5 separate regions of the Homo sapiens genome follow, and regions 1, 2, 4 and 5 are each linked to region 3. The links are chromatin contacts, found by Hi-C or POLR2A ChIA-PET in ENCODE. All regions are on one chromosome and are shown on one strand. Each heading gives the region's core, a stretch centred on a gene start or an enhancer-like site at or near the end of the contact. The rest is flanking DNA. Distances are from core to core; before and after follow the strand shown.

The links. A loop is a pair of places that touch in the nucleus more often than their neighbours do. ChIA-PET counts read pairs that join two places held with the same protein, here RNA polymerase II (POLR2A). Pooled maps may share reads with other maps.
Region 1: a pooled map shows a loop between it and region 3 (9-fold over the local background). The contact joins the enhancer-like site here to the promoter of EIF4A3 in region 3. A Hi-C loop is called at or near these places in 1 of 37 single-sample maps with no recorded cell type and 6 of 50 pooled maps. POLR2A ChIA-PET finds 5 or more read pairs at or near these places in 1 of 52 experiments (MCF 10A).
Region 2: a pooled map shows a loop between it and region 3 (11-fold over the local background). The contact joins the promoter of BAIAP2 here to the promoter of EIF4A3 in region 3. A Hi-C loop is called at or near these places in 6 of 50 pooled maps.
Region 4: a pooled map shows a loop between it and region 3 (7-fold over the local background). The contact joins the enhancer-like site here to the promoter of EIF4A3 in region 3. A Hi-C loop is called at or near these places in 1 of 37 single-sample maps with no recorded cell type and 4 of 50 pooled maps. POLR2A ChIA-PET finds 5 or more read pairs at or near these places in 1 of 52 experiments (activated CD4-positive, alpha-beta T cell).
Region 5: a pooled map shows a loop between it and region 3 (6-fold over the local background). The contact joins the enhancer-like site here to the promoter of EIF4A3 in region 3. A Hi-C loop is called at or near these places in 4 of 50 pooled maps. POLR2A ChIA-PET finds 5 or more read pairs at or near these places in 3 of 52 experiments (OCI-LY7, PC-9 and T-cell).

What each region holds. Positions count from the first base shown.
Region 1 is chr17:80,831,957-80,838,018 of GRCh38, reverse strand. It overlaps RPTOR (regulatory associated protein of MTOR complex 1), which reads right to left. Exons shown (of 34, transcript NM_020761.3): 10 at 22-97. Among named protein-coding and RNA genes, the nearest start is that of CHMP6, 160 kb to the left of the region's middle. RefSeq lists enhancers at 3,084-3,855, 4,625-4,934, 5,401-6,062 and a silencer at 4,580-4,796. Within about 2 kb of position 4,743, at least 41 of the 41 ENCODE cell types and tissues checked have a DNase peak (open chromatin) inside an H3K27ac peak, as active enhancers do.
Region 2 is chr17:81,033,279-81,038,645 of GRCh38, reverse strand. It overlaps BAIAP2 (BAR/IMD domain containing adaptor protein 2), which reads right to left and starts at 3,495. Exons shown (of 14, transcript NM_001144888.2): 1 at 3,338-3,495. The coding sequence starts at 3,391. It overlaps BAIAP2-DT (BAIAP2 divergent transcript), which reads left to right and starts at 3,927. Exons shown (of 2, transcript NR_026857.1): 1 at 3,927-4,081; 2 at 5,248-5,367. RefSeq lists enhancers at 1,080-1,632, 2,683-3,678 and a silencer at 3,550-3,859.
Region 3 is chr17:80,142,888-80,148,712 of GRCh38, reverse strand. EIF4A3 (eukaryotic translation initiation factor 4A3) reads left to right here and starts at 1,585. Exons shown (of 12, transcript NM_014740.4): 1 at 1,585-1,920; 2 at 4,469-4,541. The coding sequence starts at 1,752. RefSeq lists enhancers at 1-216, 217-930, 931-1,643, 1,644-2,358 and silencers at 927-1,116, 1,957-2,006.
Region 4 is chr17:80,907,300-80,913,079 of GRCh38, reverse strand. RPTOR (regulatory associated protein of MTOR complex 1) reads right to left here. Exons shown (of 34, transcript NM_020761.3): 21 at 4,151-4,269. Among named protein-coding and RNA genes, the nearest start is that of CHMP6, 82 kb to the left of the region's middle. RefSeq lists enhancers at 1,331-1,380, 2,149-2,338, 2,459-2,688. Within about 2 kb of position 2,364, at least 2 of the 41 ENCODE cell types and tissues checked have a DNase peak (open chromatin) inside an H3K27ac peak, as active enhancers do.
Region 5 is chr17:80,733,103-80,738,805 of GRCh38, reverse strand. All of the region lies in intron 5 of RPTOR (regulatory associated protein of MTOR complex 1), which reads right to left. Among named protein-coding and RNA genes, the nearest start is that of RPTOR, 190 kb to the right of the region's middle. RefSeq lists enhancers at 1,262-1,311, 1,362-1,411. Within about 2 kb of position 1,250, at least 6 of the 41 ENCODE cell types and tissues checked have a DNase peak (open chromatin) inside an H3K27ac peak, as active enhancers do; they include OCI-LY7, where a contact is called at or near this core.

The sequences.
Region 1 (6,062 bases), core at 3,494-5,993, 690 kb before region 3:
GGTGCCCTTGGAGGGACTCACCCGAAACGCAGTGCCTTCCTCGATGATCGTCGGCAGCTGAGACAGACAGATGTCAACAGCCAGGTCCCAGGCTTGCCTGCGGAGAGAACAGAGGAAATCCACTGAGCATTATGGACGGGCTTCCACACGAGGCCACTTCACAGGGCACAGGAGGAGCCGGCTGAGCCTGGGCAGCAAGGGTCTGGGCGGAGGCCACGGCAGCTGGTGGGGGGCATGTTTACGGTTTCACTGCTGTTCAGATTTGGGCTGCAGAAGACGTCCGAGGGGAGGCCAGGAGAGAGTGCAGGCCGGGAACGCTGGCGCTGCCAGCATCCTCACCATTTTGTCACATTTTTTCTCTTTAAAATAAAATAAGAAAAAAAGCCTGGAAAAATAAAGGAATGCTTCCCATTTTCTGCTGTGGCTTCTGACTGTGACTTGAACCCATGTACTGGCAGCCCACGTGTTCTAAGCAGCTGTGGTCCCTGCGCAGGCTCTGATGGGGCAGCGTCCTGGAGGGACGCGGGAGAGACACCAGGGCCAGGCCCAAAGTGCCTCATCAGGAGGGGTCGGCATGCAGTCAGGGAAAGGAGTCCTGGCGGTCAGGGCTGAGCTCTGCGCTGTGATGGTGCCGTCAGGCCCCTCCCTGTCCCTCCCTTGCCTCCCCCCTGCTGCTCCCTGGTGTGGACAGCCACCTGCTCAGTCAGTTCCTGCTGCCTCCCTGTGGGTCTCACCAGGCACCCTGCAGTCTGGGGTCTCCTACCATGCATAGAGCTGCTCCCCCCAAGCCACAGTGGCTCCACAGATGACCCCGGTGATGTGCTTCCCCTGTCGAGACCCCTTGTCACAGTAACCGACCACACTGTCCCTCTTGAGTTCTCCCCCTTGGACATTATGAGGCTTTCTCCTCCGGCCTCCTTCCCGTCACGGTGAACGTGAGACAGCCTCCTCCCCGGGCTCCCGACCCCGTCCTTCAGGGCCGCACTGCTGCAGCTTCCACAGCCCTTTCCCTGCCTGCTCTCATCCTTGCTCAGGGCGCCCAATGCCACCTGCTCACCGACACCCCCAGACGCTATTTAAAATAGCCTCACACCTCTCCCCAGAGCTCCACACCCCAATTCTACTGTAGGAACAGCCGGCAGTCTGAATTGGACCTCACACCTCCAGGCCAGTTCCTGGGATTCCCAGGTGTAGGCAACAGCCTTATGGGGCACCCCCAGCCACCATCGCCACTTTCCTGACATGGCCTTGTCAGAGCCTCGGTGTTGTCCTAACAGCCCCCTCCCAATGGGCCCCTCTGCCGGCACCTCCCTCCAGGCCAGCTGCCCTGTGAGCTTTCTCGGAGGCTCTAACACAGCCCCCCTAAGCCTTTCTGTGGCTCTGGCCTTCTCGTGGTACCCCAGGCCTGGCACACCCCAGCACCTCTGACATCTCTAGCCCTGTGGCAGAGGGACAGCAGCTGCCTCTGACCGACCCCTGCTTTGTGTCAGCTGCTCTACAAGGACACTGTGAGGGAGACATGATCATGAGACTGTTTCACCCTAGAGAGACAGCCACGCGCCCAAGGCCGCAGAGCCACACGCTGAATTACAGACATCCTGCAGGTGCCCTGGCATCCAGCCGTACCCAACTTCTTTCCCAGTGCCAGGCACATAGCAGGCTTTCAATATGCATTGGCTAAATGAGAGTGAGGGCGAGCAGGAAAGCACCCTCTGTGCATGAGCAGCCCCGTGTGACTTTCGAGAAGGAGAGAGGGAAGAAAAGATCTGACCGGGAGCCATGAGCCTGGGCTCTGCTCCCAGCTCTGCTACCCACTAGCTCCGGCCCAGGGAGCGGCTGACCTGCCTGCCTCGCTGCCTCGCCCGGAGGATGAGGGCCTGACCAGGGAGCCCGTGTGGGAGGCTGCTTGGTGAAATTCAGCGTGTGGCTCTGGGGCTCTGGGCGCGTGGCTCTCTCTCTAGGATCCGTTTCACCATCTGTGAAATGGGCTTATGATCATGCCTCCCTCACAGCGTCCTCGTAGAGCGGCTGACACAAAGCAGGGGTCAGTCGGAGGCAGCTGCTGTGGCCCCGCCACAACATCCAACATGAACTCTCAACTGGAAGTGAATCATCACCTCGCTCTCAGCACAGCCACAGAACACAGTCTTGATCTCCGCGGATACAGGTTGAGTATCTCTTCTCTAAAATGCCTGGGACCGGAAGTGTTTTGGGTTTCCGATATTTTCAGGTTTTGGAATATTTGCATATACATAATGAGATATCAGGGGATGGGACCCAAGTCTAAGAGTAAACTCCATGTATGTTTCATATACCTCTTACACACACAGCCTGAAGCGAATTTTACACAATTTTGTGCATGAAACAAAGTTTGCGCCCGCAAGGTCGGGAGGGGAACTGTCCACCTGTGGCAGCGTGGTGGCCCTCACAGAGTTTCGGATTTTGGAACATTTTGGATTTTTGAATTAGGGACACTCAACCTTCGTCGTAGGGATGGAGGAAGGACAGCAATCCCTTCAGCCCTACTCTCCCTTTCTGCTAGAAATATGTTCCTTGTGGAAACCGAGTGATGATCAGTATACTGGATTCTGCTTCTAGCACTGCGCTCTCTTCTCCTGGGTAATTTTCTAAGAGACTCGAGGACTCTGTGTTATTTTTTAGGTTAATGACACTCCGTGCTGCCGTGTCAAAGGGCATATTTTCTCAATGTCTTAGTAAAGGACCAAAATGAGAATGAAAAATGTTAAAATCCAGAAAAAAAAGTAAAAGTTTAAGATGAACAAAGGGACTAAAGAGCAATTTTTCACTTTCAAATATATGAAATATATTTCAATTTTCCCAAGACTGGCCCTCTTTGCACAAACATGCCCTTCCCCTGCCAACAGAGTTAAGAAGCAATCAGGAGATAATCAAAAGGCCTCAAAGTACGTGCAATAAATAGCTCCCATATGCCCAGTAAATCCCCAGCTGCAGGCAAATGGTATTCAGCAGCATTGAGGGAGATTTTACTCTTTGTTAAGACAGAAGCAAAGTCAATTATTGCAATTAAACTCTATAAAGATTCCTCGAATTTAATCAAATAAAAAGTTTCTGCTTCAGGAGTTAGAAGAAAGTGTGTGCAAGTTAGGGGAGGTGGAGGCGAGAGGAGGGCAGAGAGGGTGTCCGGGCCGTGGGCCGAGCAGACCAGCGTGGCACCTGGTGTGGCCTCGGTCAGTGCTGGGCAAGGCGCCTTTGGAACCATGCCTCCCGGAAAGCCTATTCGCACGTTCTCCAAGGCCCTCGCTTGGTGTTGAAGGCCTGAACTGCACTGGAGACATCGCTCAGCACACCGGACAGGATGCCGCCCAGCAAAGCTGTGTCAGAGCCACGGGTGACAATCTCTCTCGGACACGTGACCCATGTTGCTGCAGTGGGACATGTGCTCCTAAAAGGCTGGGGGCCCACTTGGATCCAGCCCCGGGGTGGGAGGCGGGGACTGACCCAGCTCCACATTTCAGACCAGAAAAGCAGCCCCAGATGGTTCTGGTTTCACTGATGCACAGAGGCTCAGGAGGCTGCGGGGATGACACAAAGCCCAGGAGGAAGGGCTGTGGCTCGGCGCCCAGACGATGCACGGAGGCTGCTCGGGGCCGTCCGGCTACCCAGGGCTGTGGACTCGAGGCAGAGCTGTCTACATGAGAGGAGGAAAATAACTTTGTTCAAGTACTAATGAGAAGAAAGGATGTAAAAGAACGCCTACAAACCGCTGAAAGACAAGCGCTGGAACCCGATTATCAGCACACAGTGAAGCGGCCCTGAACCTCAAGCCACAGCTCGGCCTGGGCCCGAAGGACAGCCCCACTCAGAGCAAGGCAGGGAAGACGGAGGTACTGGGAGGAGCTTGCACCCTGGCACCGCCTGCTGAGCAAGCCAGAGGCCCTCTCGGGGCCGTGGGTGGTTTATTTATTTATTTATTTAACCAAATTACAGGGCCAGATTACCCATTAAATTCTAAAATCGCATGGCAACCTTTTGTTTTGTTTTGTTTTTTGAGACGGAGTCTCACTCTGTCACCTATGCTGGAGCGCAGTGGTGCGATCTTGGCTCACTGCAACCTCCGCCTCCCGGGTTCAAGTGATTCTCCTGCCTCGGTCTCCTGAGTAGCTGGGATTACAGGAATGTGCCACACGCCTGGCTAATTTTTGTATTTTTAGTAGAGACGGGGTTTCACCATGTTGGTCAGGCGGGTCTCGAACTCCTGACCTCAGGTGATCTGCCTGCCGTGGCCTCCCAAAGTGCTGGGATTACAGGCGTGAGCCATTGCACCCGGCCTGCACGGCAACCTTTTAAACAGCAGAACAACGGTATTCTCTAATGAACATTTATCTGTTGATTAAAACTGGCTGCATTTTCTACGGTAAAATCAACACACACTTGCAGCTCTAATTTGGGATTCCCAGCTAAAGACAAGTGGGAAAGTGGGTCCTACGTACACACGAGAGGCCATGGTGGTGGGCTTCGGCGGCAGCAGCCAGCCCTGTGAGGTTTGGCAGCACACGACAGCAGAAGGTGGGAGGGGACCGGGAAGGTGTCTGGATTAGCACTTCCCACAGCCTGCGATCAAGCTGCCTGGAGAAGCAGGGCTGGAGTGCTGGAGTGCAGATCTGAGGGGAGGAGGCTGTGATTAGCTGTGACCAGCTCATCTGCATCGTGGGCTCCTCCCCCCCAGCAGCTGGGGGCAGAGGGACTTTCTAAGCTGTTGGCTGTTCTGATGAGTCACTCGCCTGGAAAACATGTCATCCAGGCAAGAGCTGGGTTTTCAGGAAACAGCCCTGAGATGGCGGGTGCCCAGGAGGTGGGCTGGAGGAAAACCGTCCAAGTCCAAGTCCGCACAGCCTCCATCTGCGCTGATCAGTCAGAGCGCGCCCGCCCCGGGAACGGAAAGCACGGGTTATTACCGCAGAGAAACGCAGGGTTTCAGGACCCCTGAAATTGAAAGTGAAGGAGAATGACTCCCCGGTGACTTTGCATCAAACATTAAACAGAAAGCCGGCTCTGAGTATTCATTACTGCCGCGGCCTGAAGCAAAGTGTAAATGCAGATGACTTCATGTTTTAACCTCAATGTTTGTTAGGCTTTGTTCCCTCTTTCCTCTTGCTAAAAATTCAACCTCTCCATCACCACCCAAGGAGTATAATAGCTAGATTGTACATTATTTATTCCAAATGCTCTTTTCTGCTATCTTTCCTGTGTGCTCCCTGGGGATGTACACACTTTGGTCTATTGATGAGGGGAGGAGAGAGCTCTGGGCATTGTTTTCGTGGCAGACAGCCCTGCAGAGCCCCCGGTGATGCTCCCATGGTGAGGAGCCCACCTCCACAGCAGCTCAGTCCTCAGTTGCAGTTGGCAAAATCTAGTAACAGAGGAGAGCACGATTCTGTTTCTGAGCCGAATGTTCTCCGTCTGAGCGTCTGAAACCACTCCTCACTCCTTTGTGCCTCCCTCCCTGCCCTTGTTAAGGAACAGCATTGGAGCTGGGACATGCCACTCAAGGTGGAGGCCACATTCCCTCCCTCCCTGGATGAGGCTGGACCAGACACTGCCACAGGACAGGGGGGCGATGGGCATGTGAGCTCCAAGTCTGTCCCCCAGGCCTGAGCTGCCTCGTCCACTCCTCGCGGCCTTCCCACCTGCGGGAATGTTGCTCCAGTGGCCAGCACGAGCTTCCACGGGGGATGGAAGCCTCCAAGACAGGAGCCGCCTGCACCCTGACACCTGGGGCCACGGCAGCCTATGCTGCCTATGCTCACACATGCCCATTTGTAAAGCCCCTGGATCACGGGTTCCCAATGAATGGGTGTTTCAACTAGTACACCTAACTACCTCCAGGGAGAAAGGCAAACCATTCAATGGAGTTTTTCCACACTAACCCAGCCGGTGTCTCAAGAGCGGTGTTGGCTGCATGCCCTCCGTATCCACCTGGCTCAAGCCCTTATAGCCAGGCACCAACATCTTCCTCATCTCTGGCTCAGCATAAAGGCCCTCCACAATCAAGACCAGTACCAAGTCTGTGTGGTTACGCC
Region 2 (5,367 bases), core at 2,246-4,745, 890 kb before region 3:
AAACCCAACTGGCTCCTGGCTCCAGGAACCCTGTGGCACCCGTCTCCTCGAAGCACGGCTGCGGCCCCGCCAGGCTGGCTTCCCCACCAGCTGCTAGAGTGACCAGCCAGGGCCAAGAGCCTCGGCACAAGGAAGGCCATGGCCACGTCTGCAACAGGGACTCCTCCTCCTCCCCAGATGCTCTCTCAACCTCACATATTCTAGGACAGGCTGTGGGCCAATGGCACTATGCCCAGAGAAGGTGGTGGAGCCGCCACACTCCAGGTCATGGGTCACCTGGGAGCCAGGGCTTCTCTGCGGACACGAGACCTTGAGGAAAACACCCACCTGACATTCTCCTGGCATTCCAGGAGACACAGCCAGCCAGGGAGCCAGCCCCTCAGCACACAGGGATGCACGGGGCTTCCCCAAGAGGGCTGCAGCTTCAGTAGCCTTAATTCCAAAGGCCACCGGGGGAGGCAGATTCCAGCACTCCATCCCTCCATCTGGGCCACTACCCAGGGCAACCTGAGCAAGCGCTGGGCCCGGGCTCCTGTGGAGGAAGGGGTCTTCCGCGCCTTGCCCTCCCAACACCTGCAGGGCCCAGCCCACGCAGTGCCCCCAGAAGGTCTGAGATTATGTTCTCGGCAAACACCGGGAAGCCGTTCCACTCCCCTCCCCTTCATCTTCCATGAAATTCCCCGAGGACACAGCTCCCAAGGGAATGGAGCCACCAGAAAAGAGGTCAAAGTCTGCGTTACGGATTCTTACGGGGAAGAAAATCAAAACTGCACTTTTTATTCTCGCATTTTTAATCACCAAGGCCAAGGACAAGCGTCCTCCTTTGCCAAGGCAAACACCACTCAGAACTGCAGTTAAGGCGATGCAATGTCCAAACCAAACCAAACAGCTGAGCCGCATCGCGGGTGACACTAAGCAGGCCACAGCACAGCCGTTCCAAGAGGCACTGCCAGGGCTCTGCAAGCCGCCAACCCAGGCACAGGAGCGGCCCCGGGAAGGGATGCCAGAGGCAGCACCGTCCCAGGAGAGGACAGAGCTCAGCACTGCCTGGACCGGCTGGACCGGCCCAGGAGTGCACACCGGTGGCCTCAGCGGTCTCCTGACTATGTCTCCATGTGGGCTGAGTTTCTGCCTGGCTGACATTGCCAAAAGCTGCCCAACCAGTACCGGCACTACCAAGGCACCTTGAGCTCCCCAGTGACAAAGCACAAAAAGGTCTCAAAGACTCAGCAGTCAGGCTCCCGGAGTGGCAGCAGGAGCCACCTACCTACAAAACCAACCCCGCCTGTGTGCAGCAGCAGCAGCGCAAGCCTGTCACCAGGGCAAAGCCTTTCCAGAGTGGATCGACCCTTCAGACACCTGCGGCCCACCGCGTCCTGCCGTGCTAAATCAAATCATCAACCGCCACATCTTCACTTGGGAAAATCACCAATTAACCCACCCGTGGAAGACAAAACGCAGAACCTGTGTGTTTCACGTGCTCCAGACCAGCTGGTCTGCGTCCACAGGGGCTCAAAGTCCCCAAACACTCAGTCCTAAGAGTTTTCCTGCCAGCAGATTTCACTTAGACCTGCAGATAAATTACAGCTTCACCTAGGTGAAGGCCTACTGCCCGGTTAGGAGAGTTTTATTAAGGACGATCACGGGGTCGGTCCCCCAGAGCAAAACCACTCCATGTACTCACCCCCTGCCAACTCTCACCACGAAAGTTCCTGCTTTCTGGTTTCAGCGCAGAAGGAGAAAAAATAGGAAAAAGGTTCCGCTGGTACTTCTCTTCCACCCTCTGCAATCACAAACAAGTCGTAATGGAGCTAATGACTAATAATTTAATAAACCTCCCTCCCTTGACAACATGTGCTTCCACAGAGCAACAAGGCCAGAACCGTATGCCACAGACTCTGTGAAACCAAACCTAACAACCCCAGGGCCTGTGCCTTTCCCAAGCCGACTCCTCAGGTCACCCTGAATCCTGTTTCCCAGTGGCTCCGACGTGGCTTTAGGACTCATCTAGTCGACCGCACACCCGCCTTCAGAAACCTTCCAGACTGACGCGGCCCCAACTTCACAAGCTTTATTGAAAGCTGTATTCAAGTGCAATCGGCCCCCTGCACTCCAGCTGGAACCAGAGGGGCCACCCCTGAAGCCTCCATCTGGCTCTCCCAAGCCTGAGAGCTAAGAGGGCTTCCCAGGCCCCTGGCCAGGCACGCCTTGGCCGCCTACCACAATCAGAAACAGTTACTCTGCCGGGCAGGGTGCAAGCCGGTTAGGAAACATGAACCAGCGACTGCCGGGTAAATACCCACTCCACTCATCGCCCAGCCTGTCACTGAACCTGCAGACAGTTTTGAAACAAAGCACATCTGTAAGAGATCGCCCAGGACCCAGGGACACCCAGAGCAGGGGTTTCTCCTCTGAGAAAATGCTCCCCGGCAGCTGCCGGGCTCAGGCGTGGGGGTCTGGACCGAGAACGGATGCTGAAGAAAGAGAAAACCAAGGGCCTGTTTGTCGGTATCCCAGCCACAAAAACGACTGGGGAGGGGGCGGCAGGGGAGGCTTCCAGCGGTGCTCTGCGGCCCTTGGATGTGAACCTGTCATTTCGCAGACGAGAACGTGGATGCCACTCTTAACACATCTGAAGCAAAGGCAGGCACGTCAGCCTCCTACACAATTAGTCTTCTCTCTCCGCGGTTACATAAGATGATAGATTATCCGTCCACCCATCCAGCCTGCCCGCGCTCCGACCTCCCACCTTAGGCCCCAGCATGGGCGCCGGGCAGGAGTTGTGGGAAGGGAAAGCCTGTTGAGAATGAAGTGCCCGAGGCTCGCGCAACCGCGCCTGGAGGAGCCCCACGGTGCCACCGCGCCGACCGCGGCCTTCAGACAGCCCCCATGCCGTCCTGGCCGCCGCAACCCCTGGGCCCGCCGCCCCCGCCGCCCCGGCCCTGCCCGGGTGTGCTACGACCCCGACCGGTCCGAGGGCTTCCGGGGCCCGGCGCGCGGCTCCGTTCCCGCCGACGCCAAGGCGAGCGCGCGGGGGCCGAGCAGGGCCGTCGGAGCGGGGAGTGCTCCCCGGGCCTGGGGCTGGGGACTGACCGGGCCGCGGCGCGCATGGGATGGGGGGGCCCGGGCGGGGGTGGCCACCTGTGAGCGGCCGGCGCCGGGCTCACCACCCCAGCAGCCCGGGTCCCGGGTGGCCGCGCCGGGAAGACCCCCAAAGTCCCAGCCTCCTGGCCCGGCGCGCGGCCCCGGGGCCGCCCTGGTCGGGCTCGGGCGCGCGGGCGGCGCGCGACCCAGGCGCACACGGAGCGGGCTCAGCTCGGCGCCGGGGGGCGCTCACCTTATAGACATTTTCCGTGAGCCGGTGCATCTCCTCTGAGCGAGACAGAGACATGGTCCTGGGTCCCGGCTGCACCACAGACCGGAGCGGGGGACGCAAGCGGCGGCAGCAGCGGCGGTAACGGCAGCAGGACGGAGACGAAAGCGGACCCGAACCACAGAGCCCGGCGTCCGGCGGCGGCCACCTTTATAGCCGCCTCAGGCCCCGCCCCGCGGCAGTCCCCGCCCCTGCGTCCCGCCCCCGTTGCGCCCGCATCACCGCCCCCGACCACCCGCCCCCGCCCGGCGCTGCCGCTGCTAGGCAACCGCCAGGCCCCGCCCCCGCACCGCCCTTTCCATTGGTGGGTTCCGGAGAAGGGGGAGGGGGGCGGGATCGGAGGTGGGGCCTAGTGGCCGACTCCAGGCAGCGATTGGTCTGCGGCGGCGTCGATCCTGGGGGAGGAGAGGGGAGGCGCGGCGCGGGCTGGGGCCCTGGGAGCAGCCTGAGGGGGCCCGGGCAACAGCCGGGCTGGGGGCGGGGAGGCGGGGGCGGGGTGGCGCAGGAAGAAGGAGCAGAAGGTGCGGGGAGGAGAGCGGGGGGCGCCGGCGGCAGCGCGCGTGGAGGCGGCACTTCGCGAAGTGGCACTTCGGGGCGGGCGGCCCGCCGGGTCGCGGCCTGGCGCTGCGGGGCGGGGAGCGGCTCGGACGCAGGACGCCGCGGGCCGGGCTTACAGGTGGGAGAGGCCCCGACCCCGCCGCTTCGCAGGTAAGCCCGCCGGGCGGGCGGCGACCCCCCGGCCGGCCCCTCGGGGCAGAGAGGAGAACCCTGGGGGAGGGGGTGCTGCAGGAGGACCCTGGAGAGAGCTCGGCCCTGGAGTGGGGGACGACTTGGAGAAGGAGGATTTCGGGGGAGCATCGTGAGGAGAGGACTTGGAGGGAGGATCCTGCAGAAGGTGAACTCTGGGGAGGACCCCAGACAGGCAGACAGCGCTTGGGGGCTTGGGGCCGGGATTCTGGAGAGGGGAGGACCCTGGGAGAGGAGGGTTGGGGAAGAGGATCTTGGAGGAGGGCCCTGGGAAGGAGGATCTGGAGAGGGGACAGGGGAGTGTCCTGCTGGAAGGCCTGGGGACAGGGCGACCCTTAGGGACGGGGAGGACCCTCCTGCCGTCAGAAGATTCTCGTTGGAGGCAGTTTACTGAGAGAGAGAGGTCTCGGGAAGGAAGGGTCGAGGGCAGTAGGAAACGAGGGGCCCGGAGGACTCTCATGCGGTGGAAAGCCCTAGGGGGTGGGGGAACCTTGTAGGAGGAATGGAGGAGTCAGAGCTGCCTCCAATTTTTAGGAAGGGTCCTGCTTAAGGGTCCTCCCAAGGGGAGATTCTGCCGGGGAAGCTGGCCGAGTTGGCACACAGGTCTCCCGGTACAATTCCCGTGGAGAAATATTTACATAAATTAGGCTAACATAGAGGAATTATTTGTTTTACGTTGTGAAACACCAGATCTGAGCGTTTCCGTTTAATGAAACCTCTCAGTCTCCCAGCCTCCCATCCCTGCAAAATCATTCATTCATTCATTCCTTCAACGAGTCAGGCCCCTGGGGGAGACGCAGTTGTGCTGGCTGGCCGGCAGATCCCCAGACTGGCACGGGCTCAGGCCGATGGAAAGACCAGGGAAGTAAGATTCAGGAAGCATTGCCTCCCTCCCACCACAGCCCCGCGCCTCCTCTCCTCCGGCTGAATTTCCTTCCAGCTACTGGCCCTGGCTGCTTCCTTTTTCTTTATTGTCTCCAGTGTTTGGGGGTAGATCCCTGTGTATTTATTTTCTAGGATTCTTTTGGTGGTAAATGACAGAAAGCTCGCTCAAACTGGCCCTAACAAATGAGGGCATTTACCTGAAGGTAGGAGCATCTCCACTGACCCTGACCCCCTTCTTCTAGGCCAGCTTCCTGCTGTGTTCCCTGCACCCACCGATCTCACACGCAGCCCTAGGACAGACGTCCACTGGCCTGAGTTGGGTCTGGGGCCAACACGGAGCAGGTGGGGGTAGAGCAGCTCTG
Region 3 (5,825 bases), core at 336-2,835:
GTGGTGGCGCGTGTCTGTAGTCCCAGCTATTTGGGAGGCTGAGGCAGGAGAATGGCGTGAACCTGGGCGACAGAACTTGCAGTGAGCTGAGATCGCGACACTGCACTCCAGCCTGGGCGAACCGAGCAAGACTCCGTCAAAAAAAAAAAAAAAAAAAAAAAAAAAAAAGGACAGAGCTGGCGCTCGTGGAAATACAATTTTCCCAAAGTTAAAAACATGATTCTCAACAGCATGAACTGCCCTTCAAAGATGATGGAGCTGCTTCAAAAGGCGTTAGAGGAGCTGGGTACGAAGAAGCACTTAAAGTGTCAGATAAGAAAGCGGTTAGTGGCTGCGCGTGGACACCTGTGGTCCCAGGTGCTCTGGAGGCTGAGGCGGGAGGATCGCCTGTGCTCGGGAGGTGGAGGCTGCAGTGAACCGAGATCGCGCCATGGCACTCCAGCCTGGGCGACAGGGCCAGACTGTCTCAAAACAAACAAACGAACAAACAAAAAGCAGGTTAAGATGCACAACTGGTTAAAGTTCTGCTGGGCAATTAAAAAATGATCCCGTCTGGGTTATCTTTGCTGCAGGACACGCATTAGCAGCACCGTCTACTGACAAGTGGCCTTCATTAAGAGCAAATTGCAGGCTCAGCATGTATTTTATTTATAACAGCTGCTTGCCGGGCACAGTGGCTCATGCCTGTAATCCCAGCACTTTGGGAGGCCAAGGCAGGCGGATCACCTGAGGCCCCGCAGTTCAAGACCAGCCAGGACAACCCTAACCCCCGCCTCCCCCAACCCCGTCTCTACAAAAAAATTTAAAAAATTAGCCGGGCGTGGTGGCGCGCGCCTGAGGTCCCAGCTACTCCAGAGGCTGAGGCGGAGGCTACAATGAACCCTGATCCTACCACTGCACTCCAGCCTGGGCGACGGAGCGAGACCCTGTCTCCAACTCACCAGGCAAACGGTGAAGACACACCCAGGCGCGTCCCCTAAGAGGGACGCCGGCTTCAGGGGCCCTGGCCCTCCCCAGCGCAGACCCGCCGGAGCCCAGCGCCGCGCCGGGGCCCACCACCGGCGGCCGTGAGGGTTTCCACTCGAATCTCCCCGGCGAGCTGGGCGCCTCCACTACGGGTCTGCGACGCAGTCCACCCACTGCGGGCCCGAGAGAGGACCCGTGCTCGTCATTTTTATTCGAGGCGGGGCTATCTGGGGACCCCGCCCGGAGCGGAGGCCCCTCGCGGCCCCAGCCTGTTTCCAGGGAATTCAGGTCCACACGCCGCTCAAAGAACCTCAGCGCCCCAGTCCGCGAAATCCCGCGGCCGGTACGAAACACCGCCAACTTTAGAAGTACCACCCCCTCCATCCCTTTCGTAAGGAACTGGGTGCCCCGCCCTCAACGAGATCCCGCGGGAACTGCATATGGCGCGAGAGCAGAAACACCTTACTTTTCCCTGCGGCAAACGCCCAGTTCCCTTTCACGTGACGAAGAGTGCCCCGTCCCCCAGAGGCGTGGCCGCGTCGCGCGTACGCACGTACGCACGTACGCACGCACGTCTCTCGCTTTCGCATACTTAAGGCGTCTGTTCTCGGCAGCGGCACAGCGAGGTCGGCAGCGGCACAGCGAGGTCGGCAGCGGCACAGCGAGGTCGGCAGCGGCACAGCGAGGTCGGCAGCGGCAGCGAGGTCGGCAGCGGCACAGCGAGGTCGGCAGCGGCAGCGAGGTCGGCAGCGGCGCGCGCTGTGCTCTTCCGCGGACTCTGAATCATGGCGACCACGGCCACGATGGCGACCTCGGGCTCGGCGCGAAAGCGGCTGCTCAAAGAGGAAGACATGACTAAAGTGGAATTCGAGACCAGCGAGGAGGTGGATGTGACCCCCACGTTCGACACCATGGGCCTGCGGGAGGACCTGCTGCGGGGCATCTACGCTTACGGTGAGCGGGCGCGGGCCGCGGGGGCCAGCCGGGGGCGAGTCGGGGGCGAGCCGGGGGCTGAGGGCCAGACTGGTGACTCCCGGGCCGGCCCTGCGCTCCGGAGGTCGTGGTCAGGGTCGAGGCTCGGGGGCCAGTGACGTCCGACCCCCACCCCCACCCCCGTCCTCGCCCTCACGCCTGGCTGTGTCGGCGCTTTCGGTGTGTGTCCCCCGTGCAGAGCTCGGCGCTGGGTCTGTCGGGGGCTGCAGCCGCTTCGAGGCACCTCAGCGTCCTTCATTCAGCAGATAACTGATTTCTACCTATTAGCTTTTCTAGGTACTGGGGTTTTGGCGGTAAACCGGAAGGGTTTGCGCCTTTACGGGTTTTGAATTTCGTTTGGGGGGAAAGCATACTGTCAGGTTGCCCAGGCAACCTGAAGAACCTGAAGCGGGGTAATTGAATAGAGTGGGACTGGGAAGGAGGAGAGAATTAGTAAAGCAGAGAGGTAAGGGGGTTCGCAGGAGGGGGTGCCATTTGAGCAGAGTTCTGGATGAAGGAGACTGTTATGAGAAGAGGGAAGAGCAGTTGGGGCAGAAGGAACAGCTGGTGCCAGGGCCTTGCAGCCCTTAGCCAGCTGCATTCCAGGAACTGAAAGAAGTCCCCTGTGGTGGGATTTTGGAGAGCTAGTCGGGGCAGATCTAGCAAAGACGTGTAGGGTGACGAATAATTTGAATTTCATTTAGAAATCTAGTGGGAAGCCAGTGGAAGGTTTTAAGTAGCTATGTGACACGATCACATTTACAGTTTTAAAGATTCTTCTGGGTGTCTGTAGATTTGAGGTGAGGCGAGGCAAGGCAGGAGAGGAAACAAGAGAGTTGGGAGCTTTTGCTGCAGTTCAGGGAAGAGAGGATTGTGCTGCCTTGGAGATGGAGTACCAGGGAGCTGACAGCATTGGCTGATGGATTGAACGTGAGTGACAGAAGGAGGAGAGTTGGAGTGTTTTGAGTAACCGGTGGTTGATGCTGCAAACATTTGGCTAGGTAGGCAGCACTCCAGAGAGTCAGAATCAGGAGCTGTCTCTTGGTATGTTTGAAAGATGTGAGGAAGTTGAGGGAGAGCCTGGAGAAGAGGTTGGGTTGGGCACATAGATGGGAATGACCAGCATCTGGGATAAATGGCCTGTGTTTAATGCTTGGGACAGGGACATTTTTTATCCTGTAGTTCTCTTCCTTTTCTTTCTTCCTTTTCCTTCTGACAGTCCTGCTCTTGTCACCAAGGCTGGAGTGTAGTGGCATGATCTCAGCTTATTGCAACTTCCACTTCTGGGGCTCAAGCGATTCCTTTGCCTCAGCCTCCCGAGTAGCTGGGATTATAGGTGTGGGCCACCACGTCCTACTAATTTTTGTATTTTTAGTAGGGAGGGGATTTTGCCATGTTGCCCAGGCTGGTCTTGAACTCCTGACCTCAGTGATCCACCAGCCTCAGCCTCCCAAAGTGATGGCATTACAGGTGTGAGCCACCCCACCTGGCCGTATCCTGTAGTTCTTGATGCCACAACAGTTTGGACAAAGTGAAGCGAAGTTGCTGAGGATGCGTGGTGAAAAAGCATCTCAGGCAGCCTCACAGTGAGGCTGACAGCCCCACCTGGTTTCCTGGCACTCAGGCAGTCCCTGCCCTAAGACACTGTTGTTAGTTTCCCATCTATGTGCTTGCTCTTCATGAAGAGTTTAAATCATCTGCTATATTTGCATTTGTGTTAAGATGGGAAATTGTGCTACATTTTCTTTTGTTTCTTATTTTTCGCTATGCCCCAGAACTGAGCAGAGCTACATTTAAGAGACTACCAAAAAATAATTGAAATAGAGTTTTTGTACATAAAATTTTATTTACTTGAAAAACACGTGGTTCTTCTTCAAAATAGCCTCACCCTTTGGTGTAGTAGTTGCTTTGCAAGAGAGATGGTGTGATGGTGTTGTAGTTAGTGAGCTGCATCCAGACAGAACAACATAGGACACCCTGCAGCGTGACCCACGCAGGTTAAACAGAGTTGTAGACCTGTCAGCAACACACAGACTTAATGCTAGCTAGTAGGAGAGAACAATGGCTAGAGTGACTTTCCTGTTTTTTTGTTGTTTTTTTTTTTAATTTAAAAAGTAGTATAGGTTGTTTGTAATCCAGTCAAACCTAAGGGAGTAATTAGAGTAAAAAGTAAGTTTCTTTCCACCCCTCTACTGCAGTAACTGCCAGGAACATTTTGGCACTTACACTTCCAGATGCTGCACACCCAGATTTTTTTTTTTTTTTAAACAAAACTGTTGTCTATATTCTACAATTTGGTGGTTTTTTAAAAATAGAGATTGGTCTTTACAAATAATATCCCACGTTAGTGTAGAAATCACTCAGCCCAATTCATTGAGCCCCTGGGTTTTGAGAGCTTGCTATGTTGAACACTGGGTTAGGCTGGAGGACAGGTTCAAAAAACAAACCATGTCTGCCCCTGAGGAGCTCACAGTACAGGGTTTCTATGCTGTCATTGTGGTGAGGGCTAATTTTTTGTTTTTATTTGCAGGTTTTGAAAAACCATCAGCAATCCAGCAACGAGCAATCAAGCAGATCATCAAAGGGAGAGATGTCATCGCACAGTAAGTTGTCCTGGGGTGCGGCGCAGGGCTGGATGTAAATTTGGGCAGCGCAGTGCAGTTAGATGCTCTGGGATGACTGTTTCCCTCAGCTTGTACACGCTCAGTTCCAACACTTTCCCTGACTTTAGCCACAGGGTTTAATACTTTTTTAAATTTGTGTTCTCTACTGTGGAAAGCTTTCATTTTCTTTTTGAGATGGAGTCTCGCTCTGTTGCCCAGGCTGGAGTGCAGTGGTGCCATCTCGGCTCACTGCAACCTTTGCCTCTCAGTTTCAAGCTATTCTCCTGCCTCACCCTCCCAAGTAGCTGGGATTACAGGCATGCACCACCATGCCCGACTAATTTTCATATTTTTAGTAGAGACGGGGGTTTCACCATGTTGGTCAGGCTGGTCTCAAACTCCTGACCTCAGGTGATCCACCCTCCTTGGCCTCCTAAAGTGCTGGGATTTCAGGCATGAGTTACTGCGCCCGGCCAAGGCTTTCATTTTCTTAGCCAGCTTTGCTTAGTGGTTTGCTGGCATGTGGAATTGTATATAACACAATTTCGGAAAAACAGACTGTGCTTTTCCTCTGCTCTCACACCACCACAACAGTCATCAGCACAGAAGAAGACTTCTGTGAGCAGAGGTGTGGGGCTTTTCCAGCTGGGTGTCCTCCAGTTCAACTCACACCACCTGCCTGGAGATAGGCCATATCCTGCAGGTTGACGGCTCAGTCCCCATGACTACCCTCTTTTCAGACACCAGTTATAAGTTCGGATCTCTAGAACTTCTGACCAAGCAGCTTCAAGTTGGGTTCCCAGGATCCCCTCTTTAGGTTGGATTAATTTGCTGGAACAGCAGCTCAAAGAACTCAGGGAAACACATTTAGTGGTTTATTATAAAGGGTACTGCAGAGGATACAGATATGGGGGGAGGGGTGCAGCCTCCAAGGGGCGGGTGGTCACCTCCCGGAACCTCCTTGTGTTCCACTGTCTGTGTTCAGCCATCTAGAAGCTCTTCGAACCCAGTCCTCTTGGGTTTTTATGGAAAATTCCATGAGGTCAGCATTCTTTCCCCCATAAGGGAATAGGGCAGGAGCTTTTCTGGGATAATACCATAATGCTTTTTAAAAAAAAATTTGAAATTTAAATTTTTTACATTTTTCGAGACAGGGTCTTACTCTGTCTCCCAGACTGGAGTGCAGTCGTGTGATTACAGCTCATAGCAGCCTCAAGCGATCCTCCCACCTCACCCTCCCAAGTAGCTGGGACTACAGGCACACATCACCATGCCCAATTAATT
Region 4 (5,780 bases), core at 1,115-3,614, 760 kb before region 3:
AGCAATGTTTACTCTTAAACCCACACACATATACACTCAGACACACACACACGCGTGCACACACACGCACACAGACACACACACACAAGCTCATGCTGCATTGTGCTATGCATAGCAAGGTCTCTAGCAGAGGCCTTCTCTTGACCTTCTCCACCCCTCTGGCTGTGGCATGTCTGCTGGAGTGATGGCCATGTGCCTTAAGGTCTCTGTGTCATTCTAGAACGGCAAAGCAGGCACAGAAGGCAAATGCCACTTTTATGGCGGTTTCTGGGTCTCAATCGGATAGCACGACAAAGCCGTGTGTTCGAGTTGCTATAACCTGCTAACATGAAAGGCAGACGCAGGTGCTTAACTGCCTTACCGTGGTGGGAGAGGGGGGCGGGCCGTCCAGCTACACTACATGTCACACACAATCCAAAAGGGCGCTGGGCTGTGGAGGCTGTGCTGGGACGTTTGCTGAAGAGCAGAGAGCAGTGGCTTCTGTGCTACACAGGCTCGAGAGCTTCCCAAGAGGAGCTATTTAACAACTGGAGGCCAGGTCCACAGGAACGCACTTAATAGTCCTTATATTTCAAGATTAGGCACTCGGATTACAGTTTAAAATAATTCAGGCTAATTTTTCAGTAAGGTTAAATACACAAAAGCCACTGAAAAATAAACTTAAATAGGCTGAATACTGATTTCATCATGATCAAAATACCCAAGAAGCTAAATTAATTGGGGGAAAACGATCAAACCTCCTAAATAGCGCTGGCCTCCAACTGTGCAGTCAGGACAGAGCAAGGGTGGTCCATGGCCACAGCCATCCTGTGCCTCCAAGAGAAAAGAAGAGGCCACCAGACACTCCTGTGTGTCAGAGAACTGCCAGCAGAGACGCGAACTGGCCATCAATTCTAAAAACTTAAACCATTTATTAATGTTCGTAAAAAGCTTTTACAACTATTTTAGTGAAAACGGCTATTTAAAACCCAACCTTGAAATCTTAAACTAAAAGTGGTAGAGGCTATTTAGAGTCTAAAAGGGCAGTGGTAAGTGGTAAGAACTGATTTTCCCTAATCCGTAGCAGGCAGATGTGACGGTTTCAGTCCCAATCCTCCAGAGCGTCAGCTCATCTGAGAGGCCTCGGGACCGGTTGCTCTGGTCTGGGGCCTCCGTGGGTGGTTTCCTCAGGGGTGTTTGTGCAGTCTTATGACTTTCTTTTCTTCCTTATTTCCTTCCTGTCTGCTTTACTGCCTCCCCTTCTTGGTCTCAGACCATAATGTGTAACAAACATATATTTTTAAACATTATTTTAAAAGACACGGTCTCACTCTGCCGCCCAGGATGAAGTGCAGTGGCACAATCATAGCTCACTGCAGCCTTGAGCTCCTGGGCTCAAGGGATCTTCCAGCCTCATCCTCCTGGGTAGCTGCGACCACAAGTGCTTGCCACCGTGCCCGGCTAACTTGCTACTATTTTGTAGAGACGGGGTTTCACTATGTTTCCCAGGCTGGTCTCAAAACACCTGGGCTCAAGTGATCGTCTCTCGCCTTGGCCTCCCAAAGTGCTGGGATTACAGGTGTGAGCCACCACACCCAGCCTGAGGTTTATTTTTGTATTTATCTTATTCCTAGTTTAAAAGCAAATAATTATATTATTTCTTAGTTTTCTTACCGCATAATGAAAACATTAACTTAATTGACTGGCTATTTTCAACAGGCCAGTAGCACATAAAAGAAACCTGAGGAGATGGCCTGCTGCCTGGGGATGAACGTCTCCAGGTGCCCGTGCAGCTGGCCACACCACACGGTGACGAAGGAGGTGGCAGAATCCGCTGCAGGGATGCGGTGACGAAGGAAGTGGCAGAGTCCGCTGCAGGAGGGGAGGCCGGTGCAGAATTAAACAATCTGGACCTTTCCAAGTTGGCCAATAGGCTACTTGTGACTATACCGGTGATACCATAAAGAACAGGCCAGGCGCAGTGGCTCACGCCTGTAATCCCAGCACTTTGGGAGGCCGAGGCAGGCGGATCACGAGGTCAAGAGACCGAGACCATCCTGGCCAACACGGTGAAACCCCTCGTCTCTCCTAAAAATACAAAAATTAGCCGGGTGTGGTGGCTCACGCCTGTAGTCCCAGCTACTTGGGAGGCTGAGGCAGCAGAACTGCTTGAACCTGGGAGGCGGAGGCTGCAGTGAGCTGAGATTGTGCCACTGCACTCCAGCCTGGCAACAGAGCAAGAGAAAAAAAAAAAAAAAGAACTGAAGAAGAACCAACTGCAGACGGTAAGGTGATTTCCATCTAAGATATAACTAGACCAACAGAAAATAACTTAGTTGAAGGAACCGAAAGCCACAGAAGTATAATATCAGCAAAAGGAGCTGAGGAGCTGCAGGAACCCTGGCTCGATGGCCGGCCAGGACCCAGAAGGCCACAGCAAATGAGAGGGGGAGACTCGATAGCTCATTTGGAAAAAGCGATGGACTAGGATGGGAAGCCGTGGCTCCTCGACCCTGCAGACCCTGGCACTGAGTGATACCCGAGGCAACGCCATAGCCGTGACGAGGTCAGATGAAGACGTAGAACACCACAGAGGCTGCAAGAGTGTGGCCTTTCCCTGCATTCTTCCTGCAACATTTCTGTAAGCTTTTGAAGTTTTATCAAAAAGTTACCAAAAAATTTTTAAGTGCTATAATGAGTGACTTCTAATTCCACATAAATCATCCAACTTCCATAAGCAACTAGAAAACCAGGACAAATACCGTAAACAATTGTTTTTGGACACTGGGTGCTGGGTGTCACGGGCTTGTGATCCCTGAGAGAACGGAAATAAACAGCTGCCCTGTGTCCGGCTTGCAGGTAGTTTCAGGCAGTCCCAGGCCACAGTGCAGAGACGGGGAGCCCAGCACTTTCAGGGAACAGGAGACAGAGACTGGGGCTCCAGGGAGGCTGAGGTGGTGACAATTTGCAGGACAGAGCACTGGAGAGGGGAAAGCTTCCAAGGTCTGCAGGAGAGGCCCCTGGGGTCTTTGACTAAGTATTCATCTGCTCAAGGGTAGAGTGACAACCCATGAGGCAGAGAAAAAACAGCGGGAAGGCGGTAGGCCAAATGCCCAGAGCTCACAAAAGGGACTGAGAAGAGTTTACAGTCCCCAAAGAGAAAGGACTAAAATCAATGACCTCTGCTTCTACCTTAAGAAACTAGGATGAGAAGAGCAAATTAAACTCAAAGTAAGCAGAAGAAAGCAAGCTTTATTGATGAAAGCTCAATCAATCAAATGGAAAATGGACAAACAACAGAGAAAAACCAATGAAACCAAAAACTGATTCTTTGAAAAGTTCCCTTGAGCTAGAATGGCCATGAATAAGAAACCATTAACTAGAAGGGTTTTGAATGAGTCAAAAATTACTGCTATCAGAAAGGGAAGAAAAGTCTGGGTGTGGTGGCTCATGCCTGTAATCCCAGCACTTCAGGAGGCCAAGGCAGGAGGATCACTTGAACTGAGGAGTTAGAGACCAGCTTGGGCGACACACTGAGACTCTGTCTCTACAAAAAATTTAAAAATTAGCCGGGTGTGGTGGTGTGCACCTGTAGTCCCAGCTACTTCCAAGGCTGAGGTGGGAGGATTGCTTGAGCCCAGGAGTTGGAGGCTACAGTGAGCCGTGATCAGGTCACTGCATTCTAGTCTGGACAGAGTGAGACTGTCTTACAAAAACAAAAAACAGGTGCAGTGGCTCACGCTTGTAATCCCAGCACTTTGGGAGGCTGAGGCAGGAGGATCCCTTGAGCCCAGGAGTTCAAGACCAGCCTGGGCAACACAGGGAGACCCCATCTCTTATAAATAATTAAGTAAAGAAAGAAAAAAAAAATGGAAGAAGGGCCAGCACTGTAGCTCACCCAGACACCAGAGGATCCTGAAAGATAATGTCAGTCCTCCCCTAATTGCCTTGACAGGCATCAGTAAATCCAGCACCCTCTGCCCACGTGGGAGCTGCACAGACACAGTTTGGGGTGTACTGTGTACATCTCCAGATTTAAGATATTTGCTGAAGCTCGTTTTGTTACTTTCTAAACTGTGGTGTGGACCCGGGCACACCTGGAGTTCCTGGCATGCATACTCGTAACCGAGAACCAGCAGCTGGAGCGCGGTGGGGAGCGCCCGGCACGTACCTTGTAGGCGATGCTGTTGAGTACTTTCATGGCCACGTCCGAGACCTCTGGATAGGGGTCAGCAGCCAGGTGCAGCAGGACTCTCCAAATCTGAGTGTAAACACTGTTAAAGGAAACTCCTGAGAGAGAGAAATGGAAGATGTTTTAGTGGAAAGTAGCTGCCAATGAGGCTCCTAAGGCGGCTGCATTTTCTGAAACCCTAACCCTGGTATCAGAAGTGTTGCTTTAAAGAGCCGAGGTTACAGGAAGCCCCCATTTTGTTATTCTGGCAACGGGTCCCGAGATTCAAGAATCCTAGCTGATCACTAGGCTTGATCACATGGATTCATCTACTGAGGCCAAATCTTTCTAAAAGGAAAACTGCGTTGGAAAGGGTGTAACTTTCCTTGAAATGCCTCAGCGGATCGGAGGGCATGACCACACTCCCGGAGGAGCGTCTGATGTCACATCCTAGATTTCTAGGAGCTGCCGCAGCCCATGGGTAGTGGTGCATGTGGCATGGACGTCTGCACTGCACCAAGTTCAGCACGTGCTGCTGTGCACTGTGACCCAGGGAGTGCTTCCTGCCCACCTCCACGTGCTTCCTGTCCACCTCCAGGCACTGGCCCTGCTCTGAGATGCTAGGACTTCACGAAAGGTTGATGTGCTGTGACTTTTGTCCCTAAGCCTCTCCCGACTCACCCAACACTCAATGCAAGGTTCTGTGCTGCATACTCGGATACAAAGACAGACAAGGCAGGACCCAGCAGGGACTCAGACTCATTTATAAATAACACTGGTGAGTCGTGGGCATGGAGGGAAGCGCTGAGGCTTCGTCGGTGAGGATTCGTCGGTGCGGCTGCTCGGTCCTATTTAATTCCCCAGCAATCCTACAGGCAGGTGTTACCCCCAGCGTCGCCAAGGAAGGTGAGGCCCAGAGGATGAAGGATGTGAACGCACACCCATCAAACCTTTGAGCCATGCTACGTCCACGACAGCGTGCGGCCTCAGGGAGATGCAGGAAGGAGCGAGAGTGACTCCTTCTGTCAGCAGTGGGCTAGGAAGTGAAGGCCAGGAAGGCCTGGTGGAAGAGGCACGAAGGAGCTGGGCTTTGAAGGGAAGGAGGATCATTCTCTGGGCAAAGGAGGGGTGGAGCGAGAGGGGGTAGCACAAACAAGATCTAAGACATTGAACAATAAAACACGGAGGTGATGGGGACGCGGAGCCTTGGGGGATACCTGACGGAAGCCTGCAGGAGCCAATCAGAGATTGTGGGGTGGAGGCTGTGAGCACTTGGAAACCAGAAGGGGGGGCAGGCACGGGCTATGTGGGCTCCTGGCACAGTCAGCATTGGCTGAGGCCAGGGAGGAGGCTGATGGAGCAGGCATTGCCGAACTGTTGTCCACGCCACGCTGGACCCAGAGAGGCCGAGAAGGGAAGCAGCAATCCTGGTAGAGGCTGCATGTCCAGCAAGGGCTGGGCCGAGGACCAGAGGCGCTGAGCGTGGAGGGCAGAGCGGGGCCAGGCGCTGCCTCCCCTGCCTGCGGGCACCAGGAGTGCCAGTTTACTGCCAGGCTTCAACCCAGAGGCGGAGGCAGACAGGGCCCTGCCCTCAGTGCTGGGAGCTGAAAAGGGATCCAGCCACACAGAA
Region 5 (5,703 bases), core at 1-2,500, 590 kb before region 3:
GGTAGTTTATTCAAATATGTATTTATCAAGCCAAATCTATAGATCCTTCCTGAGCATCAATTTAACGTGAGGCATTCTTGACAGGTTTACATAACAAATGTAAAGTAAGCTTATGACAGTAGAAGAGAGGCTACAAGACAACACATGATTGTCAAGGCCGCTGTGTAGGAGATTGCCGTATGTGGTCAGCCAAGGAAGATTTCAGGCTGGGGGAAGCATTTGTGAAGAAAGGGGAACTTCAGTTGCACCCTGGAAGCTGCCTGTGCTAATGACACGTGTCTGTGAAATTCATTTAAGGTCATCAGCGGTAAGGGTTCTTAAATTTTTTATGCAGAGAAATCACTTTTCTTTTTACTGAAGCCTCCAAATTCTAGGACTCGGAGTTACGAAAGGTGCCAACAAAAAAGACCTTTATCTCCCCGTGCAAACCACAGAAAGGGATGGTGCATGGGCACAGAGAAGCAGCAAAAGCTTTGGCGGCCACATTCAGCTCAGCTGCGCAGACTAAAGATGGATGAAACGGCACAAATGTCCCACCAACTGTGAAATGTCACACAAACCAAAGGCGAGGGTGTCCACAGGCTGAGGCCTGCCAGGTACACGGGGCCGGGCTGGGCATCTCCTGCTGCCTGCTCCCCCTGGGGCTGCCCTCCCAGCACCCACTGGCAGGCGTGGACCTCATCCTCCATGGGCCTGTGTTTCCCCCCATTTCTCCCGTGACCTATTTCCTTTCTGGTTGGCAAGTCAGCTCGCCAGCCCACTCCAAGGGCCAGCCCTGCCCCCCCACCCTCTTAACCTCTCACAGTGGCTTCATTCTCCCCAGCGGGGCTTTGGGGATGGCCGTTCTGTGGATTCCAATTAAAGGGGTTTCTACTGTATGTTTTGGACGAACTCCCCTTCTGCTATAGACAGTGGAAATGGCAGCATTTCTGCTAAATGAAAAATGCACTTCTCCTTGGTCATTGTGGTGGTGGTGGAGTGAGTGTGGCGGGGGGGCGGGGGAGAAAAAGAGAGAGAAAGAATGAATATATGTGCTTCAACTATATTACACATTTCTTAACACCAGGGAGCAGATATTCTAATGTTTTGAAAACCTTCACAAGTATGGGTTCTTACAGCTTACTATAAATAAAGTATAAGGTACGCAAAACTGACTTTGGCCAACTTTTGTTAAAAAAGAGGAACTGAAAGTGTCCAGAGCACATGCAGAGAAGGGAAGTGGAAGGCAGCCCCCATGCCCAAGCCTGGAGTGGTGCGGGCTGGAAGGCACAGATTACCTGAAGACCTGCCATCAGGACAGCCGGCGTCTCACCTGTGTGCCTGAAGCCAGGTGTTCTGCAATGATCCTCCACCACCGCCCCCCTGCCGGAAAGCACTCAGGCTGGTGGTGGGTTTTTTTCCTCTAAAGAGAGTTACTGACATATCTGGGGAAAATTAAAGGCAGCTGGTGTAGTCATTTAGAGCCCAGAGAAATAAAGACCTCGGCATGGGGGCATCCATGAGTCCCCAGCGCAGCAGCCAGCGCCCCCTACTTCCCATCGAGCAAGGCCCTCTAGCCAACGCCTCCTGTCACAGACACGCAGTGATGGGCAGCTTCTCTTCATTCTTAAATATGACAAACAATAAAATCACCACATACCTCCAGTATGACAGAGAATAATCTAAATTAACCAAAGGAAAAAAAATTATGCTGGAGGAAACAGAGACAACTTAGAAAAGGGGAAAGCATCTTCTTCAAACCTAAAAATTAATATCACTTGAAAATTAATAAAGTTGTGACCTAACACATGTCAGCTCACGTCCCTACTGCCTACAAATGACAAAACTATGAGATTACAGGGGAAAGCACTTATGAAAATCATTGCTTGAAAGAGAAATACAGGCGAGCCTGAGCTCCTGTGGAATCGGCACCGCAGATCCCTCCTCTGAATCACAAATGCCATGACGACGGTGAGTCCGTGGAGAAGATTTGCAAACTCACACACACAAATTCCAATTTAGGAAACAGTGATTAAGAAACACACCTGTTGAGAGGTACCCAAAGAACTAACTGATGGTATTCAGCAATCACTACAACCACAACCTTCAGCAGGAGAACTGCCTTTTGCTGCAGAATTCCATGCCAGCCAAGCAGTGTGCCTGTCTACAAGAGTAGCAAAGAAATGAAGAAGATTTCAGAACATGAGTACTTTAGATCTGTGAGATATGCATTTAATATTTTTGAGGAAACTTGAAGATTCTAGACGTTAGTCATTTTTGGCAGAATTACAATATTTATTTGACATAAAATTTAGCTACGGGGATCAGTGCAGGAGGCCAATGTATCACCTATCAGTTTAAGTATAGGTTTTCACATTGGTAGGGGCGGGGGGCGGTTAAGTCACTGCAGCCTTGGGGAGGCTGTGGACCCAAGCAAGCTTCTCGCTGTGGCAGTGAGTGACCGTCGGACAGGTTTCTGTGCTTTGGGAGTGTACTGCTACAGGTGGCAGGACTGGACCACACAATTGTGTTTAGAGACACCACACAAACACGAGTTACTCGGAAGCATCCTGAGAAAAGCCTTGCAGAGTGCGGGGGAATAGTGGAGAAGTGAATTGTGCCCATGATCCATGGGCTGAACTTTTTTTTTTTTTAAGAGATGGGGTCTCACTCTATTGCCTAGGCTGAGGTGCAGTGGCACAATCACGGCTCACTGCAGCCTCCAGCTCTGAGCTCAAGCGACCCTTCCACCTTGGTCTCCAGAGTAGCTGGGATGACACATGCGTGCCACTACAGCTGGCTAACTTTTGTATTTTTTGTAGAGATGGGGTTTCGCTATGCTGCCCAGGCTGGTCTTGAACTCCTGAACTCAAGCCATCTGCCCACCTTGGCCTTCCAAAGTGCTGGGATTACAGGCGTGAGCCACCGCACCGGCCAGGGCTGAACTTTCATACAAGACTCTTCTGACACACAGCAACCTGCTCTCCAGGAAGTCATTCTCAGGCTATTTCCATGGCTCCCACCAAAAACTTGCCTATGCTCCAGCCCTAAACCAAAAGCAGATGGCTATGTGCAGAACAAGACTTACTGGGGCAGTGGAGCCCGTGCTGTCCCAGCAGAAGAAAGGCATTATTATCTTTACCGCCTGCCCAACTCGCTACTGGCCTCCCATTAAAAAGAGGAGAAACTCGCCTAGATTTGACTCCGGGCTTGACTGCCGTCTTCAGTGACGGTGAGCTGTGACTGCCCTTGAGAAATATCCTCTAGAAGAAACTGACGGACAAGACTTCATGGGCTCCGTTTCCAAGAGCATCTGTTTCTTTAAGACTTCACCTTCCTTTCTAGTTTACAGGCTAAGGATTTAGTATCCAGATAAAAGTTGTTAAAAAACATTTGAATTCTCTTTTTTTCTCTCTCTCCAACTCAGTCAATACATATACTGTGTACGATGACTATAAATATTCCTCTTATGGCATTTATCTGGATGGAGGTGGCAGACTTATCAAGAACATCTACTCATCCACTGCAAGGAGTAACAGGGCTACCACTGGAAGAGTGAAAATTGCCTAAAATTCCATATCTACACTATCGATAATGGATGTGGTTAGAATGATGACATTACCCAGGTAATGTGGCTGATGGTCCTCATTGGATCATCTCACAGCCACCCCCAAGTCCACTCCCTTTAGTCACCCCTCAACCACACCTGGGGTGCTACGTGACCTGGCTCTGGCCAACTCGGTCTAAAGCGAAGTCTGCTTGTTGCAGTCATCCCTCAATATCCACAGGGCATTGGTTCCTAGACCCCCATGGATGCCAAAATCTGCCAATGCACAGATATAAAATGGTGTGGTGCTTGCATATAACCCACACACAGACTTTGGTGTGCTTCAAATCATCTCTACTTATAACATCTACTACCATGTGAATGCTGTAAACGTAGTTGTTATACTATATTGTTTAGGGAACAATGGTGAGAAGAAGTGTACATGTCCAGTACAATGCAATTTTTTTTCCCCGAATGTCTTGGAGCCACAGTTAGTTGACTCCAAGGATGTGGAAGCCACAGATACAGAGGGCGGGCTGTTCTTCCTTATAAAGAGACAGCTGTGGCCAGCACTGCCCCTTCCCCATTTCCTCCTGCCTCCCAAGCAGATGAAACACCTGCAGATGTGGTGGGCATATTGCAAACATGAGGATAAAGCCAGTCGGCTAAGGATGCCTGGTCCCCAGTGGCACTGCTGAAAAGTCATCATTTGCCTCAGAGACCTTATTAGTGAAAAAGACAAACTGCTATTTGATTAAAACCCAGTAATGAGATTTTTCATTACTTCCACTGCTTCAAATACTGATGGTCTCAGACTGCCAAACATCCTTTCTTAGGGCAGTGCTTGAGGATTTCCCCTAGGAGAACAAAGGAGAAAATCGAGAGAGGGGAAGAAGTGGGATCTAGACACAGGGACGGATCCTGGAGAATTACAAAGGGGAGCCAGCTGACGCCGGGGAGCAGGCCACAGGCACGATCGGCTGAGCGAGGCAGGAGAGCTTGGAAGATGTGAGGGGAGAGGGCGCCTTCTGTGCTCTCCGCTCTCCTTGTGGATCTATCAGTGGAGGAAGTGGTAACGATAGGTAATTCAAGAAGAAAAGAGGAAATGTCCAGGAAAAGCAAACAAACGAAAACAGTTATAAAAATGGAAATCACAGTACTCTAGCCACTGAGCGAGCAATATTTATGTGGTCATAATCAGGTACAAGGTTTAATGCTTGTCTTCCTATAGAATCAATCTCCACTCAAGCACAGAGGTGTTAATCGTGGTCAGAGAACGAAAGACAATCACAGAAAGTGCAGATAACAGAAGCTGTAAAAGAAAAAAGGCAGAAGAAAGTACAAGGAAGCTAAGAGCCTTGAAAATGGAAGAAATGAGCTATTACTGATAAAACTAGAAATAAAAGCATAAGGATATTACTTGAAACCACAAAGTTTACAAAGTATAAAGAAACCCAATAGAGTGAATAAGAGGGAACGCAAGAAGGCGTCGTGAGTGACGCAGCCTCTTCAATCTAGAATTTTCTCTTTAGAATTCACTACTGAATACAAATAACACATAGGAATTTAAACCAGCATGTAATCTACACATAATTGACTTCTTTGCTAACAGGCTTCCACATCGTTTCTCCCTTCTTTAAACAGAACTTAATGGCAGCTCTGTTCTTGGTTTGTACCCTAAGACAAAGCCCACTGATAATCTAAAAACGACAAATCAAGAAGCAGTGGTCTCAGCATGTCATCTACAGGGAAGGAGACACCCTCCAGAAGAACTAGAAATGGAAACAGGGGAAGGAGGTGCCTTTGGTCATAGAGTCTCAGCAGAGAAAGCGTGGGGCCAGGGACTACTTTATTCATCATAAACCTTCTGTATTATTTGATTTTTCAAACCATGGCATATACTAATTTGGTAAAATATACTTATTTATAAAAGAAGACTGAAAGCGGAGAGACTTGAATATTATCCTTAATTTTTAAATTACAAAGAAATATGACACAATAAAAATATAAGAAGGATTACTGAGTGACAGATATGTCATTTTCCGGCTCTGATGGTTTGAAGTGTGTGCAATACTGTATCTGTGCTTTGATGAAGTCGTCTTCTACTCTACCTACAGCACTCCTCTGAGAGAGAAGTAAACAATAAATAAACCTCCTGGTCCCAGGACAAGCACTGT